Linked DNA regions of Homo sapiens: regions 1, 2, 4, 5 and 6 are each linked to region 3. Evidence: chromatin loops called from intact Hi-C (ENCODE). Cell type or tissue: endothelial cell of umbilical vein. All regions are shown on one strand.

Evidence for each region. Peaks named below come from ENCODE experiments on the same cell type or tissue, not always from the same donor. Only the 100,000 strongest peaks of a DNase experiment are listed, where the experiment ranks them.
Region 1: it touches region 3 in a loop (10-fold over the local background); 20 of 110 quality-filtered maps call a loop at or near these places.
Region 2: a loop joins it to region 3, with 8 times the contacts of the local background. A loop is called at or near these places in 8 of 110 quality-filtered maps.
Region 4: a loop joins it to region 3, with 2.7 times the contacts of the local background. A loop is called at or near these places in 7 of 110 quality-filtered maps.
Region 5: it touches region 3 in a loop (3-fold over the local background); 10 of 110 quality-filtered maps call a loop at or near these places.
Region 6: a loop joins it to region 3, with 2.5 times the contacts of the local background. A loop is called at or near these places in 29 of 110 quality-filtered maps.

The regions. Positions count from the first base shown.
Region 1 is chr4:109,421,015-109,425,014 of GRCh38, reverse strand. No RefSeq gene overlaps it. Among named protein-coding and RNA genes, the nearest start is that of SEC24B, 11 kb to the left of the region's middle. In endothelial cell of umbilical vein, a CTCF peak has its summit at 2,437 (motif pointing left); a DNase peak (open chromatin) is centred at 2,424.
Region 2 is chr4:110,584,445-110,588,444 of GRCh38, reverse strand. No RefSeq gene overlaps it. Among named protein-coding and RNA genes, the nearest start is that of PANCR, 29 kb to the left of the region's middle. RefSeq lists a silencer at 238-532. In endothelial cell of umbilical vein, a CTCF peak has its summit at 2,004 (motif pointing right); a DNase peak (open chromatin) is centred at 2,144.
Region 3 is chr4:110,514,955-110,518,954 of GRCh38, reverse strand. ENPEP (glutamyl aminopeptidase) reads right to left here. Exons shown (of 20, transcript NM_001977.4): 8 at 3,513-3,578. Among named protein-coding and RNA genes, the nearest start is that of ENPEP, 41 kb to the right of the region's middle. RefSeq lists an enhancer at 3,853-4,000. In endothelial cell of umbilical vein, CTCF peaks have their summits at 2,399 (motif pointing right) and 3,873; DNase peaks (open chromatin) are centred at 2,444 and 3,854; H3K4me3 peaks cover 514 bases; H3K27ac peaks cover 915 bases.
Region 4 is chr4:111,629,475-111,633,474 of GRCh38, reverse strand. It overlaps LOC105377366 (a long non-coding RNA gene), which reads right to left and starts at 1,305. Exons shown (of 6, transcript NR_188427.1): 1 at 1,071-1,305. In endothelial cell of umbilical vein, CTCF peaks have their summits at 1,678 (motif pointing right) and 2,591 (motif pointing right); no DNase peak of the experiment used is centred here; H3K27me3 peaks cover 207 bases.
Region 5 is chr4:112,030,277-112,034,276 of GRCh38, reverse strand. All of the region lies in intron 1 of LINC02945 (long intergenic non-protein coding RNA 2945), which reads left to right. Among named protein-coding and RNA genes, the nearest start is that of LINC02945, 80 kb to the left of the region's middle. In endothelial cell of umbilical vein, a CTCF peak has its summit at 2,352 (motif pointing right); a DNase peak (open chromatin) is centred at 2,386; H3K27me3 peaks cover 933 bases.
Region 6 is chr4:110,048,495-110,052,494 of GRCh38, reverse strand. ELOVL6 (ELOVL fatty acid elongase 6) reads left to right here. Exons shown (of 4, transcript NM_024090.3): 4 at 733-4,000. The coding sequence ends at 1,157. Among named protein-coding and RNA genes, the nearest start is that of EGF, 140 kb to the right of the region's middle. RefSeq lists an enhancer at 306-1,505. In endothelial cell of umbilical vein, a CTCF peak has its summit at 2,358 (motif pointing left); a DNase peak (open chromatin) is centred at 2,374.

The sequences.
Region 1 (4,000 bases), 1.1 Mb after region 3:
GTGATTCTCCTGCCTCAGCCTCCGAAGTAGCTGGGATTACAAGCATGCACCATGCCCCGCTAATTTTGTATTTTTAGTAGTGTAGGGTCCAGCCCTACAGGGCCTGTGGGTTTTTCCTTAGTGTGCAGAGATGAGAGATTGTAGAAAAATAGACATGAGACAAAGAAATAGAAGGAAACACAGCTGGGCCCAGGGGACCACTACCACCAATGCGCGAAGCCTGGTAGTGACCCTGAATGCCTGGACACACTGCTATTTATTGTATGCAAGGCAAGGGGGCAGGGTAAGGAGTTTGAGTCATCTCAAATGATTAATAAGGTCAAGCAAGTCACGTGTCCACGTGACGGGGGGCCTTTCCCTTTGTGATAGCTGAAGCAGAGAGGGAGGACAGTATATGTCAGCATTTCTTCTGTGCACTTATCAGGAAGATCAAAGACTTTAGTACTTTCACTAATTTTGTTACTGCTATCTTTTAAGAACTTAAAAGGAGGTGCCAGGTGTACAGGCAGAACATGAAAGTGGACAAGGAGCATGACCACTGAAGCACAGCACCACAGATGTTTAAGCCTCCAGATGACTGCGGGCAGGCCTGGCTAATGTCAGGACTCCCACAAGAGTTGGTGGAGCAGTGTTCTCTAACTCCCCCCGGGGAAAGGGAGACTCGCTTTCCCGGTCTGCTAAGTAACGGGTGCCTTCCCAGGCACTGGCGCTACCGCTAGACCAAGGTCTGCCGAGTAACGGGTGCCTTCCCAGGCACTGGCCCTACCGCTAGACCAAGGTCTGCCAAGTAATGGGTGCTTTCCCAGGCACTGACCTTACCGCTAGACCAAGGAACCCTCAAGCGGCCCTTATCCGGGCGTGACAGAGGGCTCACACTCTTGTCCTTTGGTTACTTCTCACCATGTCCCTTCAGCTCCTGACTCTGTATGGCCTGGTGTTTTCTAGGTTATGATTATAAAACAGAGATTATTATAATACTAAAAGAGCAACACTACCAACTAAAGATTGATAATATTCATATATAATCATGTCTATATCTTATTTTTAGTATAACTTTTTGTATTCTAATTATTTTCTTTTATTATACTGGAACAGCTTGTGCCTTCAGTCTCTTGCCTCAGCACCTGGGTGGCTTTCCGCCCACAAGTAGAGATGGGGTTTCTGCATGTTGGTCAGGCTGGTCTCGAACTCCCGACCTCAGGTGATCCACCTGCCTCGGCCTCCCAAAGTGCTGAGATTATAGGCATGAGCCACCGTGCCCAGCCTGCTTACTTTCAAAATAAGGTAAAAGTCTGAGGAAAAAATAATAGTTCCCATTTCTGGAGCATTTAGGCTGTGCCAGGCATTGTTCTATGTATGTTCATGTATTATTTCCTCAAAAAAGTACACACTTTAATTCTGCAGATGAGAAATCTGAAACTCAAAGAGATTGAGAATCTTCTCCACACACATGATTATCCCAATAATCTGGTGAGTTGAATGAGAAATAGAAGTCAAAGAGGAAGAAGGCAGGGTTGCCTGAAAGATTCCAGAATCTGGATATAAAGGTGCATTCTCCAGCAGCTGCTGATGGCCACTAACAGGATTTTCTCTTATATATCTTAGTTGGGCATGAAGGGTATGAGAGATTTCAAGCATACTGAGGAATGACACTTTCAATTGCTTCCCCAGCCAAGTAGCTTCAATGGACAGATTACCCAGAATTTAAAACAAGAAAAAATATAATCTAATTAGATCACTTATATTACTTTGTCATTGCCATATCTTTCTAACAATTTAAAAAAAAATGGACTTTTAAAAAAAGCCCCGTATCTGAGGCTCTAAAATCCAACAGTCCTCTTCGTTTTAATGCTTAATTTTGTTTTTGTTTTTGTTTTGAGATGGAGTCTCGCTCTGTCACCAGGCTGGAGTGCAATGGCGCAATCTCAGCTCACTGCAACCTCCGCCTCCCCGGTTCAAGCAATTCTCCTGCCTCAGCCTCCCGAAATGATTAGTTTTACAAACAGACCAGAAGCGGGGCGCAGTGGCTCACGCCTGTAATCCCAGCACTTTAGGAGGCCGAGGTGGGCGGATCACAAGGTCAGGAGTCTGAGACCAACCTGGCCAATATGATGAAACCCCGTCTCTACTAAAAATACAAAAATTAGCCCGTAGTGGTGGCCTGCGCCTGTAGTCCCAGGGCTTGGGAGGCTGAGGCAGGAGAATCGCTTGAACCCGGGAAGCGGAAGTTGCAGTGAGCCAGGATCGCGCTGCTGCACTCCAGCCTGGGCGACAGAGCGAAACTCCGTCTTAAACAAACGAACAAACAAAAAACAAAAACAAACAAACAAAAACCCAAAACAAAAAAACCAGACCAGAAAGCCCCAACCCGCTTTTCCATCTGGACGCTCTTCCTACGTAGTCTACAATGTCGGTGGGCTTCCACCGCCATCTGGTGGACGATGTGTAGATGTGCTCTGACTTGAGGAGACTTCGCTGGCGTGGAGAGGAATGTGATTAATGAGAAGAGTTTTCCATTCATGCAATTGATTTGAAAGCAATGCATAGGAATCTAAAAACTGAATAGATAAAAGTGCTTACTTCTAGGCAATCAAAAAGGGGAACAATTTGTATGTGTTGACTTATTGACTAGGATGAGATGGAACCAAATAAATTAACATTTTCTTTAATGCTGCTAGAATCCTTCAACTTCGCACTACATAGCATGCAACACTTTTTGAACAGTCCCAGCACCATGAATCTGCTTAAGTAAAGCTGTTTATGCAGTCGTCTCATCTGAGAGTACAGGAAACTCTGTATCTACATCCATTTCTGTTTATCTTTATAGTCCCCTTGTCCCACACCTAAAATTTCAACATTAAGAATCTACTTTCTCACTGGGGCCTGTCAGGGGGAGTGGGGGAAGGGAGAGCACCAGGAAAAATAGTTAATGCATGCTGGACTTAGTACCTAGATGATGGGTTGATAGATGCAGCAAACCACCATGGCACATGTTTACCTATGTAAAAAACCTGCACATCCCATACATGTACCCTGGAACTTAAAATCATAAAATAAAATAAAAAGAATCTACTTTCTGAGCTGGGCGCGGTGGCTCACATCTGTAATCCCACCACTTTAGGAGGCTAAGCTGGGAGGATCACTTGATCTTAGTTGTCCAAGACCAGCCTGGGCAACAGAATAAGATCCTGTCTTTATTACAAAAAGAATCTACTCTGTTCTGATAACACTGTACTATTTCTTTTTATTTTAAAATTCAGGTAAAGTTTTGTCTGCATTTTAACCTTAAAGTGTTAGGGTGGGGACGTGGTGGGGGAAAGTGTGTGGCAGAGAATAAGCATTGGTACTGCGGCTACCATATTGTTCTAGCATTTCACCATTGGCACATGACTGCCTTGCACATGGTGATTAGATTGGACCATGGGACCAGTTCTGGTCAGTGAGTTATGCTTTAATATTTTAAAAATCCATAGATTCTAGGCAAATAGTTATCATATGACAATAAGGCAGAGTAGATCTCATAATATTCAGTGATTTGGGGGGTTAATTTCCTTTGTCACTTCTTAGTTTGTAAAACAAATGAGACATTAAGTATATACCATGCTTAATGTCATCTTCTCCTATCATAAATATAGGACAAATGGTATGAATTGTGATACAATATAATGAAATTAATTTTTTTCATACTTCTCAGCACATAGCCACATAAATAAATGCTGCCTTTCAAAGCAATCAGCTTGGGTAATGATACGTTTATTTTAGCAATGTGCATGATATGGTTTGGCTCAATGGTTTGGCTCAATGTTCCCACGCAAATCTCATTTGAATTGTAATCCCCAGTGTTGGGGAGGGACCTGGTGGGAGGTGGTTGGATCATGGGGGCACATTTCTACCTTGCTGTTCTCATAATAGTGAGTGAGTTCTCATGAGATCTGGTTGTTTGAAAATGTGTAGCACTTCCCCCTTCACTCTCTGTCTCTCCTGCTCTGCCATGTGAAGA
Region 2 (4,000 bases), 69 kb before region 3:
ATTTACTTGAAAGCACACATGTAAGAGAAGCAGAGAAGCTCTAAAAAATTAAATGATTATATAAGGATATGAAAGAAGGCAATATTATTTTATGGTTCATTCTCTCTCCAAGTAATTTGAAGAGAAGCTCTTGGGAGTAACAGGCCCGTCAAGGTTTAAAAAGATTTTGTCTACAGTCTCGTCTTTCAAGTGAAGGAACAATTAGCAATATTTCCATGGAGACGTGACCAAGTCCCAGGCCAAGAACAACCCTCGCCCCAGGCACCCAGCCCAGGCCCTTCCTGGGGTTCACTGGACCCCGCCAAGAGCAGAAGCCTCGTGTCCCGCACGCTGGGCACCCGCATGAGGCTGCCTGTGGCTGCTCCGCAAGGTCCTCGAGGCAGAAATCTCGGTGGGCGGAACCCAGTTCGATGCTGTCAAGGCTGCCAGTCTCCTCCACACCTTCCCGGAGGCCTCCTCCTTTCCCTCCAAGGCCAAGTGCGCCATTTATTTTGAGAAGCCTGAGGCTTCGTCCTCGTCCTGGGGACCTTTCCGCGCACATCTCTTGCTCCTGCATCCTAGAGGGAACGGCGCTCTGACCTGGAGGAGGCACTAGCCCGACGCTGGACGCACGGAATCCTGAGAACAGGCGGGCTGGGAGCACTGGTGGGCCAGGGCTGCGGCGTCCCAGGCAGGGTCGGGCCTCGCCTTCGCTGCGTTCCCAAGCGAGGCCCTAGAGGAAGGGGCGGAGAGGGTGATCCTCTGAGGCTCCTGAGGACCGGGAAGGGTGTCCACACCCGGGAAAGGGAGGCTATTGTTTTGGCCTTTTACTATTCCACGCTTTCTCCAAAAGCCTGGTTAAAAGTCAAGGGAAGGGCCGGGTGCGGTAGGTCACGCCTGTAATCCCAGCACTTTGGGAGGCCAAGGTGGGCGGATCACGAGGTCAGGAGATCGAGACTATCCTGGCTAACAAGGTGAGACCCCATCTCTACTAAAAATACAAAAAATTAGCAGGGCGTGGTGGCGGGCGCCTGTAGTCCCAGCTACTCGGGAGTCTGAGGCAGGAGAATGGCGTGAACCCGGGAGGCGGAGGTTGCAGTGAGCCGAGATGGCGTCACTGCACTCCAGCCTGGCGACAGAGAGACACTCGTCAAAACAAACAAACAAAAAAGTCCAGGGAAGTGGTTGGTGGTAGGTAAAGTTCCTTGGTCTCTCTGATGGGGTGACTTCTATCCACCCTGAGTCACCCGTTTGTGTCCCAGCTTTCAGCAGTTTCCCCCCAGCTCCCTGGTACTGTCCGTTGTGAAAATTTGAAACGAAAAAAAATCTGCCCTTGGGTGTTCCTAAAACTTTCTGATTGTTTCTCTGGATAGTGGACAGCTGCCATGATAGGCAATCCTCACACCGTATCACGGCGTGTTGAGTTTATCCCAAGATAACAGCGTCTTTGTAGCAATAACTGATGAGGAAGAACATTTTATTTATTCATTTATTTTTAATTTCATAAGTGATGAGAAACCAAGGGTTTGGATGATAGAGTTCCGAGGAAGGAGAAACGCAGGTGTGTAAAACGAGACATTTGGCATATTCAGTGTTGGAGAAAGGTGCTCCTTTTGGAAAGATGAAGTTCAGGGAAATTCATTGTTTCTCAGGTATTTCTGTTTTCCTTAGGATATTTCTAGTTTTGATCACCCTCATTTAAGGAGACAGAAAAAGCTAAGTGAGAACTGAACTTCAGTTCATCAAATCTGTCTTCATTTAGGCTTCAGTCAATCCTTTGTTCTTTGAAAAAAAATCCTCCCCCACCACATCCTACCCCACCATGATATTATAATAGTCCAGCTAAACTACGTATAAAAAAGAATATAAATAAAATATAAGTATTAAGAACACTCAAAGCCGGGTGAAATTATTCATACTTGCAAAAGTTGATGAGCTAATTTGGCTCTGAGCTTGCTTAGAGCAAGCAGTAAAAAATAGAAGGCATTTTGGTTTCTGCAAGGCTACTTTGTAAAATCTTTGATCTGCCACTAGAGGCTGCTCTTAATTCTTAATATGTCAGGACTAATCCAGTGAGAAGTTTTTTTTCCTCACAGCCAGTAAGGAACTGGAGATTACTTTAGAAGCTGCATTTCTTTGCTGTTATTTGATGTCTTTTTCCCGCGAACCGTTCTTTTTCCCTCCCTCTCTCTCTTCCCTCCCTTCCTTCCTTCCCTCCTTCCTTCCTTCTTTCTTTCTTTCTTGGGAGAGGCAGAATGGCACTACGTCAGTTCTGTTTGATTTTGGCTTGCATCCAAATAGAAAATAAAGACACTCTTAGTTTGGGCTTACGCTTTTGTATTTCAGCACAGTACATAGGCTTACGGTGTTTTTGGTTGCCGTTACCAAATTTTCCTTTTTGCAATTTGAAAGACAGCCTGATCAACATAGTGAAACCCTGTCTCTACTAAAAATACAAAAAAAAAAAAATTATACAGGTGTGGGGGCGGTCGCCTGTAATCCCAGCTATTCGGGAGGCTGAGGCAGGAGAATTGCTTGAACCCAGGAGGCGGAGGTTGCAGTGAGCTGAGATCACACCATTGAACTCCAGCCTGGGCAACAACAGCAAAACTCCATCTCAAAAAAAAAAAAAAAAAAAAAGGAACTCATTCAGAATTCAACAGCAACCAAGGAGTGAAGCTGAGAGCAGATCTGATTTGCGTGATGCCAAAGCTCACCTTCTTTTTAATTCATCACACTATAAGTTTAGCAAGGACGGGCCAGGTGTGGTGGCTCATGCCTGTAATCCCAGCATTTTGAGAGGCCAAGGGGGGCAGATCATGGGGTCAGGATATCGAGACCATCCTGGCTAACACGGTGAAACCCCATCTCTACTAAAAATACAAAAAATTAGCTGGGCATGTTGGCACATGCCTGTAGTCCCAGCTACTCAGGAGGCTGAGGCAGGAGGATCGCTTGAACCAGGGAGGCGGATGTTGCAGTGAGCCAAGATGGTGCCACTGCACTCCAGCCCGGGCGACAGAGTGAGACTCTGTCTCAAAAAAAAAAAAAAAAAAAAAAAAGAAGTTTAGCAAGGACAAAAGTATTATTAAGGAATCATCCATACATTTGATAGTTATTGAATTTTATTTTTATTAGCTAAAGTCTATACTTCATTCAGATTACCTTGGGTTTTATCTAATATCCTTTTTCTGTTCGAGGATCCCAACTACGACACCACATTACATTTAGTTGTTTTAGGGCTCCCTGGGTTCCTCTTGGTTGAAACAGTTTCTCACACTTTCACTTTTTTTTTTTTAATCTTGACAGTTTTGAGTAGTGGTCAGACATTTTGTAGAATGTTTCTCAATTGTGATTTGTCTGATATTTTTCTCATGATTAGTCTAGGGTTATGGGTTTGTGGAGGATGGCCACAGAAGTAAAGTGCCATCTTCATTATATCATATCAAGGGTACACGTCAATATGATTTGTCACTGTTAATGTTGATCTGGAACACCTGGCTGTGGTATTGTTTCTCAAGTTCTCCACTTTACTGTCATTTTGTGTAGAGATTACATGTCCCTTTTTTGTCCAGGCTGGTCTCGAACTCCTGAGCTCAGGTGATCCTCCCTCATTGGCCTCCCAGAGTGCTGGGATTATAGGCACGAACCACTGCACCTGGCCCAGATATCTTCCCCCCGCCACTCCCTTTTTTTATTGTATTTTTTGGGAGGAAGTCACTCTGCGCAGTCTGCTTTTATTTATTTATTTATTTATTTATTTATTTTATTTTATTTTTATTTTTTTGAGACGGAGTCTTGCTCTGTCGCCCAGGCTGGAGTGCAGTGGCACAATCTCGGCTCACTGCAAGCTCCGCCTCCCGGGTTCACGCCATTCTCCTGCCTCAGCCTCCCGAGTAGCTGGGACTACAGGTGCCTGCCACCACGCCCGGCTAATTTTTTGTATTTTTAGTAGAGACGGGGTTTCACCGTGTTAGTCAGGATGGTCGCGATCTCCTGACCTCGTGATCCGCCCGCCTCG
Region 3 (4,000 bases):
TTAAATAATAATAATTGAATACTTGGCATAGTAATAGTTATAACCATAGCTGTGTTTTGATGACAATTTCTATTGAATATCTTTTAAAATTAATTTAGAGGAGTTTGACTACTACAAGGTCTTGAGCTTAGAACCATGCAATCGTGGAACTGGAAGGGACTTTAAATATTATTTAATAAAGCTCCCACATTTTGAGGTGAAGGAAACTGCTCTCCCTAACTACCTGGGTGCCTTCAGAGGTGAAGAGATTTGCCTGAGATTATGATGAGGAGAATTCTGAACCCTGGATCAGTGTGTGTGGTTTTCATCACTGTTATTGTTGTTACTGCTTTTAAAATTGCAGTTTCTTGCTTCTCATGAACCACAGGCTGAATGGAAATTTATGTAATCAGCATATTAAAAGGTACTAATTTTATATTGTCTAGATTAGTGCTTTTGAATATTCTATATTAAGACACTTCCCTCTTCACCTTGAATAATCATGTAATCATTCAAGTCAAAATTACACGATGACCTAGGTCACAGTTCATTATTAGTTGGAATCAGTGAGCACAAAAGGAAACGAACAATGTTTCTGTTACTAGTATCCCAAGAAGGGAAAAGACATTTTCCAGCTGACCCATTCCTGTCTTATTGACAGTACTACTGATACTAGAAGAAAAAGAAAGGAAGAATATATTCTCGGTTTCTATTTCATGACCACATATTGTTATGAATGTCCCCTTCTCTATTACATCTTTTATGTACATGTATAGCCTTAAAGATTTTCCAGTTGATAATTTTGCTCTTATTTCCCCCATCCTGCACCTATTTTGCTGTTTGAGGTTGAGTTTGGGGCAAGGTGATGAGCATGAAAGAGAATAGACAAATGGCCAGCCCCAGATTTAGTTCCACACCAGGTTAGCTAATAAAGAGTCACTTTGGGCAGAAAGTTAGTATTTGCAACAGAAATACCTTGAACTCCCATTCATAGCCTGTGGGATTTCAGGGCAACAATCATAGAGTGATGATGACAACTCAAGGAGGATATTGTTGGGATGCTCAAACTATGTGAACTATGGAACTATGTTCCAGTTGGTCTGAGGGTTTATTGGATGTGGTCCATATCGATCATATACTATTTTCAGATATTAGCTAGTGTTTGAAGATTGAAGGAAAAGGGTGTTTGGGTGTTTTGTGTAAATTCATTCCATAGCACTATAATGGCATGAAATATTAATATCTATTCTTCATAGTTCAGTTTTTAGCACCATCTGTGATCACAGTTAAAGGAAGACTTTTAACTTAAGAATTATTAATTTTAGACAAAACCGGTTTTTTAAATTAATTATAACATAGATACTAGGTTAAAGGAAATATGAGAGTTTTATGGAATTATTAGGATAGCTATTCATTTTCAAGGAATCTTAGTACTTCTCTATCAAAGTCAATATGAAAGATTATTTAATTTGAAGCCAGCTCTGAAGATGCCAAAATTGTTATTTATTAATTACAATTTAATTTAGAATCAAAACTATACAAACTGAATTTTAACTTAATTTTTGAAAATGAATCTTCTTTATTTCTATGTCCTGTATAATTTATTATAGGCTATTCACTCATTCATTCATTTAACAAACATTTTCAGGATGACGTAACATGTGTAATTAAACTAGGCCCTGCAGTATGGGTAAAGATATAGAAGACAGAGTCCCTGATTAAAGATGCTTACAATGGGCAGGGCACAGTGGTTCATGGCTGTAATCCCAGCACTTTGGGAGGCCGAGGCGGGCGGATCTCTTGAGCTCACAAGTTCAAGACCAGCCTGGGCAACGTGGCGACACCCCGTCTCTACTAAAAATATAAAAATTAGCCGGGTGTGGTGGTGCCTGTAATTCCAGCTACTCGGGAGACTGAGACATGAGAATCGCTTGAACCCGGGAGGCAGAGGTTGCAATGAGCCAAGATCACGCCACTGCACTCCAGCCTTGGCGACAGAGCGAGACTCTGTCTCAATAACAATAATAATAATAATAATGCTTACAGTGAGGGAATATATGATAACATTTGAGTTTGAAACTTATGGAAAAGTTACAAGATGTTCTCATGATGCAGAAGCACAAGCACATAGCTTCTCTCTTTGCACCTAATGTCTCTACAAAATATTTTACTAATAGACAAAGGGTTAAAATATACTGATATACTTCCAAATATTTCCGAAATCTTGACTTTATTTCTTACTTTAATAATCACCTAGATGTTTCACTATTGGGTAGAAGGGGGCCGTTTTCTTTTAGAGTAGTGTAGAGAGGGCTAAATGCCACATAAGAAGGCTTGATGGGAGTGAGATCTATGTGAATGGTGACCTTCTCCTGGGGAATCACATACAGAAGAAGTACTTTCTGTGGCAGCCAGCAGGGGGCATTTCTCCAACCTGTTTTCTGCTCTCTGGGATGAATACCGTCAGCACTGCTACTCCTGACTACCTGGGTTATCGCAGCAGGCAGGATGTAGGTGGAAGGGAAAGAGTAGGAAGAGAACTTCATTTCTAGGCTGGAATGGGGCCAACCTGCAGAGACGGCAGTTATAGGGACACATTGTAGCTACTTTGATAAAATTAAAAATAAAAACAAACCTGGGACGATTGGCTTAGGGTCTGTTAGAAAAACGAAAATGAAACAGAAACATCTCCTGGAATAATACGCTTAAGTGGGATGTGTGAAATGTTTCAGAAAGTTTATTGTCATTTCTGTTACCAAAAGGAAGCAAGCCTCTTTATTCACTGACTCCATTGTAATAAGCATACTAATATTGATCTTTTCTAATCTAATAATAAGGGAAAAGTCTTGTACTCAGTATAAGGAATGACCTTTATAGATAAATTTAGATGTTTATATCATGTTGCTATGGAAAGAATCGTATTCCCTGAAATTCATATAAGCCCTAACCCCCAGTGTGATAGTATTTAGAAACGAAGCCTTTGGGAGCTGTCACATTTAGATGATATCGTGAGGCTGGGACTCTTATGGTGGAACCAGTATCCTTATAAGAGACACCAGAGTGCTCTCTCTCTCTCCCTCTCTCTCTCTCTGCTATGAGGACACAGTGGGAAGTCTACCATCTGCAAGCCCGGAAGAGAGGCTTCACCAGAAACGGAATCAGCCAGCACTTTGATCTTGGACTTTCCAGCCTCCATAACTGCAAGAAAAATGCATTTCTATTGTTTAAGCCACCCAGTCTATGGTATTTCCTTATGGCAGCCCAAGCTGACTAAGACACATGTAAGGAGTTTCAAAAATAACTAAGTAATCTGTTTCAACTTCTCCATGAGACTTCTGCTAAATGATCATTACAGATACAATGTAGGTACTCAATTGGATGTAAAATCATGTTTTTATCTTTTGCTATATTATCTATGCCTCAGTAAAGAGATTAAAAAGGAAATTATCCTTGATTAATCACATATCTTAACATTCACCAGCCACATATCAATGTAGTTTAATTTTGATATCACTAAAAGTAATAAATCATACCTGACATCCTTTTTGAAAATTCTCTGGTTTTATCCAGTCTTCAAGCATTCTCAAAATAGAAGATCCCTACAATGGGGATAAAAAGACAAATGAAACTAATAAAGGCTATGTAAGGAACAATGATCAGTTATTACTCTTGCAACTAGTATTTCATGATCATATTTGTGAGATTAGTTCCTCAAGATGATTCTGCTAAATTATATGGCTCTATGATTTTAGGATGAAAATACCACTTGGCACAGTCCCTGTATCTATGCATCTAAAATAACTAAAAGGTAAAGAGAAATTGCTAAAATGGCCATCATTTCAGGGACTTCAGATTCAAATAATTATTGCACTTCCCCAAATAAACCAGCAGATGGGGCTTTCTTAATGAAAGAGAAATAGTCTAAAAAATCACATTCTTTGATGAATGAGGAAAGTAGTTTCAGGGTAAAATTCTGCCAACTTATTAAATATATTTTCATATTTGAAAATAAGAATTATAT
Region 4 (4,000 bases), 1.1 Mb before region 3:
GATACTTTTCAAAGTTACCCATGCAGGAGAACAATTTACTCTCTTGGTTCATGTTGTCTGCCCTCTCCTTCTTCAAGGTCTCATTTTCCTTCTAAGCATCTCCTCTCTCTGGCAGTTTTTGTGAGATAAAACTCATTATACATGGAAAATTTCTATAAAAATCAGAGACTTGAAGACATTAAGAATCTCTGAGCTCAACTAACAACCATTCATCTCTGTTATGCTTAAAAGTTATCAGTAGGCACACAGTGGGAATCCAATAAATGGTTTTATACTAAACTACATTGAAAACTTTTTCACCATGCCACGCAATTAGTTAAGAGGAAATCAAGCTATTTAAAAATATTAGGAAATGCATTCAAGGATGACTTACACAAAATTTTTAAAACAGAAATACAAACATGTATTTATATCTACATTGTTGAGATTCTAAAGTCATTTTACATATATCTCAGTAGATGTTTCTAGTATGCCTGCAGAAGTCTTACTAAAGCTGGGAGTGCAGAATATTTGACTCATTCTTCTTAGTCATAATGCTGTTACCTAATACTAATGTCTTTCTTCAGAAACACTTAATAACATATGCCACATTGAAGTTGATAGCAATGCTTGCAGTTAGAGTAACATGGCAAAATTTCAGAAAGGAAGGAAAACAGCCCTCCTTCCCCTGCTTTAAAAAAAAAAAATATGGTCAGCCATGCCTTTTCCCTTTCTGCTGGGTATGTAAGACAATATCCATTCTGCCTTTTGTTGCAGGTAAACCAAGGCCATTTAGGTAATGTGTTGCTTTTGTCTTGATTGTTTATGCCAGTTATGAGCAAACATACAAGCGAAGTGCTAAAGGCAAGCTGTCAAGTCATTGTACTGAGAGCTGGGCTAGAAATTCGAGTTGAATTACTTAGTTAATCGAATGTCTCAATGTAAAAAGAGTGTGGAAATACTGTTTTGTGGTAGCTTATTTCAGAGACAGATCTGCTTAGATCTCTGCTACCGTTTTTTCCAATTTCCTACCAAGAGTAAATTGGTTTTGCTCACATTATTGCTCTTTCTCACGTTTCAGTTGGTCTTACCAGAGAAAATGGCTCAATGCGGTAGCAATGATTTGGAGAATACCAATCCCTTGATTTAGGCGACAGGTTTTTGTTTCTTCTCACCCATTGTTCTGGATGCTTTTTCTTCTTTTTATAAACAGAACAGAACAAAAGACTATTGTTCTTAACGTGCACTGCATGTGCTAGTAACGTATAAGGGAAAATATAACAGGAGGGGTTTTCTTTTCCAGTTACATATTATACCACTGCCTAACAGAAGTGCTAGCAGCATAAAATGATGCAATAAACCTCTCTAACAGTAGCTGATTTGTATGCAACAATGACCATAAGGGTAACTCTTCAGCAAACCTGAATCTCATATATAATGCATAGCAGTTAATAAATCATAGTAAAATCAGATGGCTTAGAGCCAACAGTACCCACCTAGTAATGGAAAGGGGTGGAAAGATTTATAGAGAGACAGATTCTGTCTGGATTTTGCTTTTAGGATGCTCAGCAACTGCAGTGAAGTATCTGACATGGTTTCTAGCTAGGCTTGTATTCTGTTCATTCACTCCATCTTTTTGTCTGAAGATCTTTTGCATAGAGCTGCTACCCTTTTTCTTCTACCACCAGGTGGAGTGTTTTCTACCATTATTTAAGGTTTTGCACTTCAGACCAATACAAATCTTATGAGGAGAAAATGTTCTTTTTGAACACCTCATTTTTAAAATAAGTTTTTAGTGAGCTGCTTTCCTCGATCAAATGCATTCAGATAAATATACCTTGAAACCACTTCTCAAAACACTAATTTTGCTTTAAATAATGTCACATATCTTGACAGAGAAGCAGAGTTATATTTTTTGCTTTATACTTTCAGAACAAAGTGTTCTTAGATGTGCTTATTGGATCTCACTGCCAGTGTTTTACTGGCTCTACCATGTGAATCTTAAAAATGCAGAATTTGCAAATTTGTCACATGTCAAGGAAAAGAATATTGAGGACAACATGTGCCATACAGATCTGAGAGAAGCATTTACTTCAAATCTGTTTCTGGTTATTGGTAGGTCTTGGCCAATTTCCGGTGCTGACATGGGCTATTGAGATGTGTGGCAAACATGTCACCTCAGAGTTAGAAATATTTGAACCTACTGAATTATGATCCTCTACAAATTCTTAGCATTAAAAAAAATGAAGATAAATTGCTGAAGTAGGGGTAGGTATAAGAAATTGTTAATGCTTCCACTTAGTTTTCTACATAATTGTCTATCATGTGCAGACTCACATTTTTATTTTAGATTAAAACTTTACATTTTTCATTTACTGCTGGATTTTGATGAAGTGTGGAACAGGGATCATCTTCCTGAATGCTCTAATACTCATGTACATATTTTCACTAAAAAACATCGTGTATCATACTGTCTCTTTAATGAGGTATGTTGCAATTAAAATGGATAAAATAGCATATAACATCTCAATCTTTTTTTTGTTGTCTAGAGCATTAGAATTTTTTCCTTCAATTATGGTAACCACAAGATGGCAGTAATTCCTTATTAAATGGATAATCTTCTCTGCCCTGGATAGCTGGATAGTGACTGACTCCTGGTAAGAGAGGAGGAAAATAAAGAGAAGCCCCTCTTTGCATTAAGGGTGAAAATAAAATGGCGCAAAGGTTGAAAATAATAGGAGTGGCCTAAAGTAGAGTAAAATGGTTTATCCTGATGTCATTAGGTTTTCAGATGGCAAAAATTTCAGGAGAAATTGTGTCATCAATCAGACTAATCCTCTAGCAGGCAATATTGTAAAATGAGTACTTTGATATAATCTGGGGATGTGACTAGTTTTATTTCTATGTGTAGTAATTAATTGCCTCGTGACTATAAAATCTTAGGCTTGTTTTGGCAGGTTTAATCCTTGGCTCTCATGTGATAGTGCTGCATTAATGACAGTGATTGTAGGCAATAGTTTGATAGTCAGGGATGGTTCACTGCAAAAACAATCCTATGTCCCTGAAATAAATATTAATTCAAAACAAAATAACTGGTGACAAAAATACATAATGAAGTGCCCTAACATTATATGTGCCCTAGAACTCTCTGTGCTTGAGGAACTCAGAACAGATCATATTTCAAGGGAATACTGGTGTATACAGGAGTATAGACAGCAAAGCAAATTGGAAAATAATAGAGGTTTTTTTTGTTTAGTCTCTAGAATTAGCCCCAATTGATAAAGTGATCTTTATTTTTGTGACTGTTAACCAACATGGATAAGATATTTAGAAATTGGATTTTTATAAATACAATCCAATTGAAAATTGGAGATTCAGTGTCATAAATACATATTTTAAAATTATATCAATCAGATAAAGCTGTATAATAGCAACAAAGCTAGGGGAAGCGATGGATCAGAAAGTTATTTATCACAGTGATTTGAAAGGCTAAATATGGCTATGGTCTGAAAAATACCACATAAAATCAATGTTTTTACTATTAGATAAATTGGATTAACTTTTACACATTTGATGGAAAGGAATTTTATTCATTTTTGTAGGTGCAAAATCTAGTTTGATCTCATTTTATATCAATAATTTCTAATTTCCTGCTGTGTATTATAATTCTGATTGTAGCATTTCAGAGTCGTGATAGATTTTCTTTGGGTCTACACATGAAAAGTAAAGGGTCAAGAGAGTTATATGGATGCTTCAGCCTCAAAATATTATTACTGGGCACAATATTGTATATTTAAATTTTGCAGAGAGACTAGATCTTAAGTGTTCTCGCACACACACAAAAAGGTAACTATGCAAAGAGATGAATATGTTAATTAGCTTGATTATGGTAATCATTTCACAATATGCACATATATCAAAACATCACACTGTACACCTGAAATATATACAATTTCTATTTGCCAATTATGCCTCAATAAAGCAAGAAAAAATGTTATTACTAAGAATATCTCAGTAATTA
Region 5 (4,000 bases), 1.5 Mb before region 3:
ATGCTACAAGTATTTTGGCTTTTTTGTCTGGCATTTCTTTGTACCATGTAAGGTTTTACCACTTAAGTAAAAATATACTCATCTTTTAATATTTCTGGCTGTAAAAAAGCGTTTATCATCCTAAAGATTATTTAAAAATTCACCTATGTTGTCTTCAAGGGAGGTAATGATTTTATTTCTCACATTTGAGTCTTTGATCCATCTTGAATTAGATTTGATAGCAGTCATGAAGGATCCACAAAAGCTTTACTTTTTTGACGATGACAATGCTCAGTTTGAGTACTACAAGGACATACAAAATTAAAAGTAGAACTTCCAATTTCCCTTTGATGGACAAAATCTAAATTTATCTTTTGGGAAATTTTTTCATGATATGAGGTAGGATTTTAGTTTTCTTCTATTTCCCACTCTCATTTTCTTTTATGTTTCTCTTCTTTCTGTAAAACATCTGCTCTTGGGGCTTCTATGAAAGCTTAACAGATTTTCTTCCCAGGAGCCAAGTTATTCCCATCGTATCAGGATTTCACATCGAGATAATTGATTTTAAATGTTGCTTTTTTCACAAGATTAAAATATTTCAACCTAACAATTCATACTGTGAACACTGTTTAGACTAACATCACTAAAATAATTGCCAATCAAGATGAATAGATTTTACTGCTGCTTCAAGATCCCTTTGGAATTTTGACTTCTGCTGTGCATTGGCCAGGGTGATAATTATATCATTTAATCAACATACTTAGTAATGTTTATTAAATATAAAAATATCCATATCAATGAACTTGATATGACCTATTTTGTTATTAATGTAACACAGATAGTATAATTGCATGCACATTTATTGAATGTTTCTTGTGTAGCACTGCAGATCCGCTTGGCCACATCTTTCATTTCAGCCATTGCTGCAGACAACAGTTATGAACAGATTTTTGTTTTTTTTTTTTTGAGACAGCATCTCCCTTTGTTGCCCAGGCTGGAGTGCAGCAGTGTGATCTTGGCTGGCTGCAACCTCTGCCTCCCAGGTTCAAGCAATTCTCCTGCCTCAGCCTCCCGAGAAGCTGGGATTACAGGCATGCACTACCATGCCCAGCTAATGTTTATATTTTTAGTAGTGACCGGGTTTCACCATGTTGGCCAGGCTGGTCTCGAACTCTGGACCTCAGGTCATCTGCCCGCCTTGGCCTCCCAAAGCGCTGGGTTTACAGGCATGAGCCACTGTGCCCGGCCTGTGCACAGATTTTGACCTGTTTTATGTAGGTACAACTGGAAGTGCCTTGCCTCAGTCCATATAAAGCTTCTCTGACACCAGAAGCCTTGGATTCTTGAACACATATGAACAGCCTCCCTGTGTGGGTGAGTTTATGACCCATGGGACAGACCTTGACCAATATGGCATAAAAATGGACAGGAAATGCTCCACCCTTGCATCCTTCCAGAGAGTGATTTGGAGATACGGTACAGTCCATAAGTTTTCTCAGAAGGTCCTGTAGATCCAGGAATCAGTTGCATCCAGGAGTGGCCAATTCTATATTGCATCGTTGTATTGGCTGCCCCTCCTTCTGTATCCATTCTTGTCTCTCCTGCCCCTTCCTGTCCCCCACTCCTGTGATTATAGCTTTCATAAACCATGGATGCATCAGTCTCTGTCTCGGGCTGTTATTTTGGTGTTTCTTAGACTAAAAAACTCATTAGAAAAAGAGTTTAAAAATTATTTCTGATCATTTGTATATTGTGGTTTCCACGAACTATTTATTTTAGCTTAAACCACAGAAAATCTACTAGAAACAGACCTTTGGAATTTTAAAAAAAATCTGCTGAAGACAACTATACTCTGTTCATTTTTAGTTATTTTGCTTTAAAAATTGACTTCCAATCTTCTATTTCTTCCTTTAATAACATTAAATATTTCTTCTTTAGAAAAGAAATCCCATTAACTCAGCAAAAAGGTGCAGGGAATTGACTTGTATGTCAGTTGTTTCACTTTAATTTGAGATAATATAAAGTTATTACTCATTTACTTAGACTGTCATTTAAAATGTAAAGTTGATTTAATCATTGATATCGAATTGTTGTTACTCTTACAGAAGTAAAACACAAAGAATCAAATCCTATGATGCATTCACATACTCACCTCAGAATAAACCAAGGCTTTGGTGTAAATTCATTATGATAAATATTTTAAAATATCTAAGTAATGTAGGAAGGATAAACCAACAATTCACGTAATAGTCGTAAACTTTGAAGCACTGTATTTACCGACAATTTCATTTTCTATGTGAGATTTTCAATATGCTTCTAAATTAGAAATCCTGTGTGCTTTATGGATAAAGAATAGCTTCCCTAAATTTTGGCCACTAGATGTCATGGCAGCTCCATATAAGAAGCCTAGAATGGGGGAGGGTTTGACTACCAAATAGTTTGTTTTCAGACTTCGGCTGCTCTGTTGCACAGAAGTGTATCATTCTGCAGTTTATAAAACCAGCCATTTTACAAAATTAAGGACTACCTCCAGCCAGTGTAAAAATCCAACTAATTTTGGATTTTTTATGTGGCGATGTATATGTTGATAAAGAAAATGGTTGAGAACAATTTAAAACAAATTCTGCTTTTTGACAATGTTGTCATTGCTTTGTACTTACTCTTAACTCCTTTATAACAAATACAACCAACCAACCAAACAACTCAGGGAGCATTGAGAATGAAAGCAAAAGAAAGGTTCTAAAAACCAGCTGGTTTTACATTTTGCCATTAGCTGATAAGATATACCAGCTAATGAGCAAATAAAGAGAATTTATAGCACTTAAATAGCTGAAAAGAAATCATGATCTTCTTATTAGATGATGAACTTATTTTATATTGAAAAAATGTGGTGAATAACTGGGCATAGCTCTTTGGCAATCCATACATGATTGCAAAGGCAAGATGGGGTAAGGTGGTGGTTAAGAACATAGGCTTTGGAGTCCCAAAGCCTAAGGTTTGAGATGTGGATTTTCCCCTACTTGTTATATGATGTTTTATTGCTTCATCTATAAAGAAGAATAGTTGATAATACTTATCCTGAAGGGTTGTTTTAAGGCTCAAATAGGTTTGTGAATATAAAGTTCTTAGCACAGTGTCCTCAGCATTGTAAGCAATCAATAAATAGCTACTCTCATTATAAAGATGAAATTTCATATCAAACACTTTAAAATGAAAAGCCCAATACTTCAAAATGCAAAAAGAGAATAAGCTTTAATCATTTTTCTAGCAAAATATAGTTCTGAAATAGAGGATAGCATAAATAGCCCTCCTAAAGTAAAGCCATCATGGACTTGAGACTGCGTCCATGGAAAGGAGTTGCTTATTGCAGTGATCATTACTAATATCTACAATGTTAAGTCCCCCATTTTTATTATTATGGTTTCTTATAGTGATAACAGTGTCCAGAAAGGCTGCTGATTTCTGATTTCCTACGTTCCACCTGAAGGTTGGCAGTCTCAGTCAGATGGCCCTCGTTGTACTGGGTCCACCTGTTTCCTCTCACTCTGACAGTTTAGCATTTAATGTAGAAAGGGCAGCAGGGCACAATCCCAAGACCATGCCTCACATTCCAGAGGGTCTGAACCAGAGACGATTCCATGACACCTTCTTAATATGCATAAAATAATGTGATATTGGAGGTGCCAGGACAGCAGACATCTGTCTTTAAATGTGCTCTTCCCAAAAATTGATGTATATGATACCCAGAAAAAACCTCATATTTATTTGTGCATATTTGAATAGTAACCTGAAATACTTTCATATTTTAAAAGTGTTTCAGCACATAATATTAACGTGATTGTATTTTCAGAGGCATGAAAGGGACAATTGAAACAAGGGGGTGGGTGTGGTGTGACTCTGGAGGGAAGGACAAGATCAAGGAAAAGTGGTGGAGAGAGACTTTGCCATCCATTAGTATGGCTTTGCCAGCTTCAGTAGGATTTAACATGTTGTTCTCCTACTTGCTACAGGTTTTAGAAAA
Region 6 (4,000 bases), 470 kb after region 3:
TTATTTTCAATTGCTCCTCACTTGATTCACTGGTATAAAATATTCCTATTACCCTTGTCAGCAAATGTGTATAGAAGAGGATTTTTGTCCCCCTTTTTCTGTCTTTTGTTTAGGTTTTACTTTTCTCACTGCCATTTGGCAAGGCTGTGTAATTTAGGGAGCTCACAAAGATATATGTTTGAGGGGTACCTTTTATCATGTACCAAAGAAAAATTATGGTTTTACTACTCTAGAGAAGCCTTAGAACATTTTGCTGGGCACTTGACTTCCAGTCTGTTTCCTTTGATTGATAAATGATCTAAGACAAGTCACCAGTCCCCTCCAGGTGGTATTTCCTAAAATGTATAGTTGAGTTGGGAGTTGGCAACATAGTTGTTAATGTCCCTTCCAGATCAATGATGGATAAGATTTTGTGTGAAATACCTTGAAAGAAACATTTGCTGCTTGCCTCCTGTGTGTGAAGAGAGCCATGCTGATTATCCTACTTAATCCTCAGGTGATTCCATGCTACTCTTTTAAATTATCACCATTTATATAGATGAGGAAACTAGAAATAGTGAGGATAACTAACTTGTCCAGGGTCACAGAGCTAGTAAGTACCAGTTCAGGGTTCTAATCCAGTCTATGTAACTCTCCAGTCCTAGCTCAGGATGTCTACCCTCTTACAAAACTGTAAGTCATCGTTACTGGTGGTCAAGGATCTCACGTACCTTCTTCCTCTTTGTCTTCCAGGAGATACAATATTCATTATTCTGAGGAAGCAGAAGCTGATCTTCCTGCACTGGTATCACCACATCACTGTGCTCCTGTACTCTTGGTACTCCTACAAAGACATGGTTGCCGGGGGAGGTTGGTTCATGACTATGAACTATGGCGTGCACGCCGTGATGTACTCTTACTATGCCTTGCGGGCGGCAGGTTTCCGAGTCTCCCGGAAGTTTGCCATGTTCATCACCTTGTCCCAGATCACTCAGATGCTGATGGGCTGTGTGGTTAACTACCTGGTCTTCTGCTGGATGCAGCATGACCAGTGTCACTCTCACTTTCAGAACATCTTCTGGTCCTCACTCATGTACCTCAGCTACCTTGTGCTCTTCTGCCATTTCTTCTTTGAGGCCTACATCGGCAAAATGAGGAAAACAACGAAAGCTGAATAGTGTTGGAACTGAGGAGGAAGCCATAGCTCAGGGTCATCAAGAAAAATAATAGACAAAAGAAAATGGCACAAGGAATCACACGTGGTGCAGCTAAAACAAAACAAAACATGAGCAAACACAAAACCCAAGGCAGCTTAGGGATAATTAGGTTGATTTAACCCAGTAAGTTTATGATCCTTTTAGGGTGAGGACTCACTGAGTGCACCTCCATCTCCAAGCACTGCTGCTGGAAGACCCCATTCCCTCTTTATCTATCAACTCTAGGACAAGGGAGAACAAAAGCAAGCCAGAAGCAGAGGAGACTAATCAAAGGCAAACAAAGGCTATTAACACATAGGAAAAAATGTATTTACTAAGTGTCACATTTCTCTAAGATGAAAGATTTTTACTCTAGAAACTGTGCGAGCACAACACACACAATCCTTTCTAACTTTATGGACACTAAACTGGAGCCAATAGAAAAGACAAAAATGAAAGAGACACAGGGTGTATATCTAGAACGATAATGCTTTTGCAGAAACTAAAGCCTTTTTAAGAAATGCCAGCTGCTGTAGACCCCATGAGAAAAGATGTCTTAATCATCCTTATGAAAACAGATGTAAACAACTATATTTCAACTAACTTCATCTTCACTGCATAGCCTCAGGCTAGTGAGTTTGCCAAAACCAAAGGGGGTGAATACTTCCCCAAGATTCTTCCTGGGAGGATGGAAACAGTGCAGCCCAGGTCCCATGGGGGCAGCTCCATCCCAGAGCATTTCTGATAGTTGAACTGTAATTTCTACTCTTAAGTGAGATATGAAGCATTATCCTTTTGTTCAGTTGCCCCGGGCTTTTGAACAGAAGAGTAAATACAGAATTGAAAAAGATAAACACTCAACCAAACAATGTGAAAACGGGTTCTGTAGTATTTGTAAAAAGGCCCGGCCCAGGACCACTGTGAGCTGGAAAAGGGAGAAAGGCAGTGGGAAAAGAGGTGAGCCGAAGATCAATTCGACAGACAGATGGTGTGTATGCCCCTCCCTGTTTGACTTCACACACACTCATAACTTTCCAAATGAAACCCCACAGTATAGCGCATATTTTCGATATTTTTGTGAATTCCAAAAGGAAATCACAGGGCTGTTCGAAATATTGGGGGAACACTGTGTTTCTGCATCATCTGCATTTGCTCCCCAAGCAATGTAGAGGTGTTTAAAGGGCCCTCTGCTGGCTGAGTGGCAATACTACAACAAACTTCAAGGCAAGTTTGGCTGAAAACAGTTGACAACAAAGGGCCCCCATACACTTATCCCTCAAATTTTAAGTGATATGAAATACTTGTCATGTCTTTGGCCAAATCAGAAGATATTCATCCTGCTTCAAGTCAGCTTCAGAAATGTTTTAAAAGGGACTTTAGCTCTGGAACTCAAAATCAATTTATTAAGAGCCATATTCTTTAAAAAAAAAAAGCTGGATAATATTCTCTGTAATATTTCAGTCCTTTACAAGCCAAATACATGTGTCAATGTTTCTAGTATTTCAAAGAAGCAATTATGTAAAGTTGTTCAATGTGACATAATAGTATTATAATTGGTTAAGTAGCTTAATGATTAGGCAAACTAGATGAAAAGATTAGGGGCTTCCACACTGCATAGATTACACGCACATAGCCACGCATACACACACAGACACACAGATGTGGGGTACACTGAACTTCAAAGCCCAAATGAATAGAAACACATTTTCTGGCTAGCAGAAAAAAACAAAACAAAACTGTTGTTTCTCTTTCTTGCTTTGAGAGTGTACAGTAAAAGGGATTTTTTCGAATTATTTTTATATTATTTTAGCTTTAATTGTGCTGTCGTTCATGAAACAGAGCTGCTCTGCTTTTCTGTCAGAGATGGCAAGGGCTTTTTCAGCATCTCGTTTATGTGTGGAATTTAAAAAGAATAAAGTTTTATTCCATTCTGTGTGAATGGTTTGAGCAGTGAACAAAGAATCCATGCAAACCAAGTCATGACTGGAAGAAATGGGGAGTGGGGGACAGTGCAGGGGAGGAAAGCTGTTACATCTATGTTAAATGATTGTGAGCAGTCTATAATGTCTTGATGTTGGTTCATAGGTGAGACACAACTGATGGAGGAATGTATTATAAATTATGCAAAATCTGACATGAGCTGAAAAGACAGGTCCTTTTATAAGAGCTAATAGATGCTTAGGATGCAAATGTTATTTTGAGCTTCGCAAATACATGATACCGTGCAATAAGCCTTTTTTCCTTATAACAGAAAATGAGAATAATTAAAATGAGGAGAAGGCCACATAACAGTTGACTTGAATTTAATTGAAGGACCCATTGGAGGCTCATCTGGTTGATTTAATTATTTAATTGAGTGATTTATTGCAGATCTCTTAATGCAGGTTAGAAACGGAAGTGAGCATAAACCTTAAAAAGACTCTAAATGATGCTTCCAAAGCACTTTCATTTTGGTATTAGGTTCATGTTTGTTTGTCTTTACTTGTAAAATAATTTGGAATTTTTGTTTACAGGGTGAATGTCTTAATAGTTTTAAAATTAGCTAAATATATCTAAAGGCATTTCCAATGTTTATCATGGGAGGAAAAAAGCCACATTTTTTTTAAAACAAAACAAAACAAAACAAAATTTTGGTAATATAGGTTCAATACACTGTTTTTAACATCTCAGCTTAGCCGCTTTAATCATATCAAGATATGAGGCTGGATCACTGGCCCATGACAAATCTGAAACCTACCAGAGAATTGACTGCTGCATAGATAATCCTGCTGCCAGTTAACATTCCAGAAAAACTTGGGCAGGCAAGTTTTTATAGCTGCCCCACT